Regions from separate parts of the Homo sapiens genome. Here region 1 is linked to region 2. Evidence: chromatin loops called from intact Hi-C (ENCODE). Cell type or tissue: mammary epithelial cell. All regions are shown on one strand. Links, peaks and the distances in the headings refer to the core of each region. The heading gives the core; the rest is flanking DNA.

The links. Peaks named below come from ENCODE experiments on the same cell type or tissue, not always from the same donor. Only the 100,000 strongest peaks of a DNase experiment are listed, where the experiment ranks them.
Region 1: it touches region 2 in a loop (5-fold over the local background); 9 of 110 quality-filtered maps call a loop at or near these places.

Annotation. Positions count from the first base shown.
Region 1 is chr6:12,007,839-12,010,646 of GRCh38, forward strand. It overlaps a transcript of HIVEP1 not described here. Among named protein-coding and RNA genes, the nearest start is that of HIVEP1, 3.1 kb to the right of the region's middle. RefSeq lists a silencer at 1,332-1,451 and an enhancer at 2,525-2,808. In mammary epithelial cell, for the core only: no CTCF peak of the experiment used is centred there; DNase peaks (open chromatin) are centred at 843 and 1,193; H3K4me3 peaks cover 2,208 bases; H3K27ac peaks cover 2,400 bases.
Region 2 is chr6:11,920,073-11,922,880 of GRCh38, forward strand. No RefSeq gene overlaps it. Among named protein-coding and RNA genes, the nearest start is that of HIVEP1, 91 kb to the right of the region's middle. In mammary epithelial cell, for the core only: no CTCF peak of the experiment used is centred there; a DNase peak (open chromatin) is centred at 1,149; H3K27ac peaks cover 530 bases.

The DNA of each region.
Region 1 (2,808 bases), core at 230-2,729, 88 kb after region 2:
ATAACTTTAATTGGCTCTGTTTATAAGCCTCTTATATCTTTTTTTCCCTCTAGGTATTTTTCCATGTGTTTATCCTGTCTCCATTAATTTGTAATCTTCCAGAGGGCAAGGCCTGAACACAAGCTTCTGTTGGTGTAAAGTGGAGGCACAGGTAAGGCTGATTGCTAGACACTGCCGTCCTTCTTTATTAGTAATCTGTTAAAAAAAAAAAAATTCTTTGTTGTAGTGTTTTGTTAGTGATGGTCCCGAGACTGCTAACCTAATGAAAAACTATATCCAGTGTCTGCTAGTGTCCAGACAAAAGAAAATCAACAGTTACAAGCTTTTCATAACGTGAGGGGAAAGTGTGCGGATATTTTGACCCATAAGGGAATTTATGGTGTATGGAAAGCATGTTATAGAATTTGTTGCCTTTAGATTTTTATTCTTGTCTTTTCAAGGCTGCAGGACTGTCTCAGAAGGGAAATAATATTTACCTTCCAAACTGAGATCTAAAACCCGAACAAAGCCTCAGGAAACATACTCCACCACCATCTTACAAGTTTGTGCTACGGGTGGAGGGAAAATGAATCTAATGTAGGAGGCCTCCCGCTGTGCGTCTAGCAGGAAAGACCATACGGTGCAAGTCTCCAGGATCACTAGAGGGGTGGATTGTTCATTTCAGTCCAGGTAGCAACAGGAAGCCCGTGCAAATGTTCCTCTCTCACTGCGGGGCTAAGGAGTGTGGGTCCTTTCCCGCGACTACCTGCTTGCCTCTCTCAGAACCTGCAAGTGAAGTGCGGAAGATCTGTCTATCTTCTCGGCGGCGCAGAGCCCAAGGTAGAAACCGATGGAGGCGGTGCACTAGATAACATCAAAGCCCCGGGCAGGGGCCAGAAAGGGGGGCACAGGCAGCCCGGGGAATGAAGCGCCTCCCTCTAGCATTTCCTCTCACGCCCACTTCCAACCTAGGAGGCTTTTGGTTTCTGCTTTTTTGTTTTTAAAATTAAAAGTTAAACCCAGGAAGCTTTGGATCAGACTTTTGTGTTGCAGTTCGGGTAAGTTTTTCTCTCGGTTCTTTTGTCTGGCGCCTGGCTTGGGAAGAGCCTGGGCGTGGGGCAGAGTTGGCAGGGCGTGCGGGGAAGGTTTTGTCGCCGGGTTGCCCAGAGGAGGAGGGGATTCGGCCGGTGGATGGGAAAGCCCAGCGCGCGCGGAGGGCGGAGGGCGGAGGGCCGAGGGGAGGGACGAGCGGCGTGACCCGGCGGCCGGCGGGGAGGAACCTCCGGGATCTCCGCGTGGCGGTGGCGGCGGCGGCGGCGGCGGCGGCGCTGCCGGGCCGCGCGCTGGGCGGAGGGCCGGGGCCGCGGGGCCGCGCCAGGGGGGTGCCTGAGCCGGGCCCGGCCGGGCGGCCGCGTGGGAACCCGAGCCGTGGACGCAGCGGCGGGGGCGGGCAGGGTGGCGCGGGGCCCAGTGGACGCGGCTCCGGGGTGGACTTTGTGCCCTCTCCAAACTGTTCGCCAAGAAAAACGTGTGTTGAGCTTTTCAGTGACACTATCCTCCCTCGAACCCCACTTTCCCCAAGGGGGGCTCCAGAAGCGTTCACGCGGACGGTGGGGATGGAACCATAGAGAAATGGACCTCCAGGAGCCCCCTCTTTTTTGGGGGCAGAGAATGGTCACTTGCTCCTGCATTGTCCCAGGATTTTTGACAGTTGAAACTGCAGTTTACCATTCACATTCATCCTCCACATTCACCCTCTGCTTCATTTTTTTCCCACGCTGTGTTTATTTGATACATTTTGAGAAAATATATTGGATTTGCCACAAAACAAGCCTAAAGAAGCTACTTTATAGTATAGCCAGGTTTCCCTGCATCCTGATATCTGGGAAGAATTGTAGGCAGAATTAGGAAAAGAAACTGCATTTAGAAAATTCAAAAACTTACTAGGAAACTATTCTGTATTGTATATATTTCAAATAAAAGTTTAATATCGGTTTGCTGCTCAAGGAAATAGTTGAAATGTCAAAATTTACCTATCGTAATTCGAAATTGCATGTATGTTTTGTTAGAAAGTTCGTAGTAATGCTGAATCCTACATAAACATTGTGTTGACAGTATGTTGTGCTCAACAATTATTGGGTTAAACGTTATTCATTCAGTTAGCATTTTTCACTTCCAAAGTGATACAAACTTCACTCATTATCACATTACCTTTCTCCTGACAGATTAATAGCTATACGTTCACAGTTAAATGCATGTTTACTTTTGGATTCAAATAACCCAGTTGGGAAGTTACATTATATACTTTTTTGGTGATTGCAACCTATTGGATATCATTTCATTTCACAAATGAGAGATGGTTATAGCACAATGAAAATAAAAATTGCATTATTTCATCGTAGGGTTAGCATTAGTATGCTAGACATAATTGTACATGTACACAGTTGGATGATCTTTGCTTTTATAACCAAATTTACTTTGTAGTAGGCATATTTCTCCCTTTACATGATATTATTTTTGGCTACACACTCGCCATTACTGAGTATTCCATTTTTAATCATTCCCATTCTGGTGGTTTGAGCTTTTCTTAGCTCAAATGAGCCAGAGGTACGATTTCCTCAGGGGAATTTTAGGGGTCAACTCCAGCAGGAAAAACCTAGACGTCGTTATGGAAGCCCAAGGGAACAAAACAATTCAAGTTTGCACAGATGGCCAGCTGTCTTAGTGGTTGTATGGTCGTTTAGCATTTTTATTCCTTAAAAGGGGAAACCAGTTTAGTTTCATCAGGGATTTTTTTTTTTTTGCATCAATTTTGTTTCACCTTATTCC
Region 2 (2,808 bases), core at 85-2,584:
CTTGACTTTGAGCCAGCTATTTAAACTCTCTCAGCTTTCACGTTCTCACCTGAATAAAGGGATTGATAACAATACCTGCCTCACAGAGGTGTCGTCAAAGTACTTTGCATGGTGTCTGTGACATAGTGAACAGTCGTCTAGGATGACTAGTCAATGCATCTAGTCAATGCTAGCAGCTACTATCATTATTATTCGCACTCTACACAGCCAGTGTGGGGATTAATGGCATGATGTGCTTTGAGAGGGAAATTTCTCACTAAGCCTATTTTTTGTTTATTTGTTTGTTTAAGAGACAAGATCTCCCTCTGGAACCCGGGCTGGAATACAGTGGCACACTCATACCTCACTGCAGCCTTGAACTCCTGGGCTCAAGCGATTCTCCCACCTCAGCTTCCTGAACAGCTGGGAATACAGGCGCACCTCACCACACCCAGCTTCAGTCAGCCTGTTCTTGATGCCTGGAGTCCCTTATTAGAGAACTTCTCTGGTTTCCTAAATATTGTTCCTTATTTAAAATGCAACTTAGCACCTCCAGAAGTGTCTGTAGTGCTCTCTTGTCCCCATAAATGAGTTAGTTGTGTTCCAAGATGCATTCTACCATGGGCTGAGTGTCCTGGGTTTCTCAAGACGTATATTTCAATGTTAGGGCATATGTACACAGGCAGTTTTGGTAGGGCCCAACCTTCTTGTATATGTCAGTGCATAAGCATGGTGTGATACAGAGATGCTTAACCCGTGGGCCCCAAAACAGGGCATTAGGAGATCTGTGAGTCCCTCGATATTAGATGCAAAATTGCCTTGGTGCCCTTGTACCTCTTTGGAACCAGGAAATCCATAGCTTTTATTGGATTCTCAAAGGGCTCTATGGTTAAAGATTCATGATCATGGGAACAGCTACCTGGAACCAGCCCTCCACAGCCTCTTTCAGGTATGGTGGGTTTGCAAGGGGGCTTGGAGAGATCTTGAGGTGGTATTCCAGTCTGGGGGCAGGAAGGGATGGGTGGAGAGGCAAAGCGATGAGATCAGTGACAGTCAGATAAGCCCAAGGGCCCTGGGTGTCCTGGTGTGTCAGGGTGAGAGAGCAGACCCATACAGAGCCAAGCCAAACCCTGCTGACTCACAGCTTTCCTCTGGAAGCTGCCCTGCAGTGAGCGTGCAGACAGAGCTTCCAAGCAGCCCGAGAAGGAGCAAGAGCTTTCTCAGCAGGCAAGGGCGAGGCTGAGGCTGAGAGTGGAGCCTCTGGCCCTGGTGCAATCCTGAGCCTCAGGGGCACTGAGTTCTAGGCCCAGCTGCCATCTGATCTCGCACCAGTTCCTCCATCTACAAAGAAGGGGATTGAGGGGCTGACACTAGAGGTTCCTTAAAGTTTCTTCTGATTCGAAAAGAATGATTCTAATGATCCCATAAGCTTCCTCTTTGAGTATTTCTTACCCAGGAGGAAAATCTGACAGATTCAGGTTTTATGAAGCCTGAAGTGTATACAATTTGGGGATAGAGTTACCAGAGAAATTCCTGATGCCCAGTTAAATCTGAATTTCAGCCAAACAAATCAGAAAATGTTAATACATATATGTCCCAAATATCGCTCATGACATACTTATACTAAAAGGTTATTCACTGTTTACCTGATTTTCACATGTAACTGTGAGTCCTGAATTTTATTTGGTAACTCTGACAACTGTAGTTGGAATGAATTCTAAGTAAAAGAACATAAAATTAGGATTACAGAATTAAATACAAATGTGAAGGTTTATTGGAATGAGAAAAGTAATCACAGGAAGTCACCGGAGCTTTGAAGATTTAGGCCTGTTTCAGCAATTGGAACATTCTGCAACTCCTGGAACTCACAGGGATCCCCAGTAAGTGAGAGGCCTCAAGCCTCAGGTTTATAAGCATCACAGCCAATTCACATTTCCTGGGATGTTGGCGTCTTTTCTAAAGCCTTCTCTATTTATTACCCTAGTTTCATTGGTTCTCATGGCAGCCTCTCAAATTATACAATTGGGTATTTTTGTAACTCCATCTCTTCATCTCTTATTTTTTAGTCTTTTTTTTTATCTATTGGAGTTTGGATTTTTAGCTTTTCAATTTCATGGAAAAAACAGATTTTAAATAATATTTATGAAACAGTATAAGCCTTGCAGTTTAGACTATTTTAGAAACATCAGATTATATTAGTTATATGGGCAACTGGTAATTTTATTGTCTACATTTTATAAAGTCTAAAAAGAGAAACAAGGAATAATAAATTTTTCTTTCACTTAGAAACTGCTTTAGAGGAACATTTAATTTTGACTGTAGCCTGCAGATATGTCAAGATCTTTGTGTACATAAACACATATGCATATGTATATGTTCCTGAATGCTATGCAGGATTACCTTAAAGCATAACTAAGTCCTCCAAAATGATTGACCAGTAGGAAATCAGTCAAATTAGACAAAATTGTTCTGTCCTAAGCATATATTAAAATGTTTATGAGTAAAATGTATGTATATTTTAATTATCATAAATGAAGTATCCATGGAAGATATTTTGTTATCTTTCATTTTAAATTTGAACTAGTAGGTTCAATTTTTTTCTTATTGAAAGAAAGTATTCTTGAGCACTGTTACACAGATTTCACATTATTATAGCAGATAATGTTTTTGGCCTTGAAAATTCTTAATCTCTTCCTAATGATGGTAGCAATTGGCTTAAAATGTAATGTGATAGAAAATTAAAGTGACTATAAAAGAAAATAAAAGTAATTTAAGATGGAAGAAAAATGTAGAACAAGATAAGCAGAAAGAAATAGAGATGAAATACCA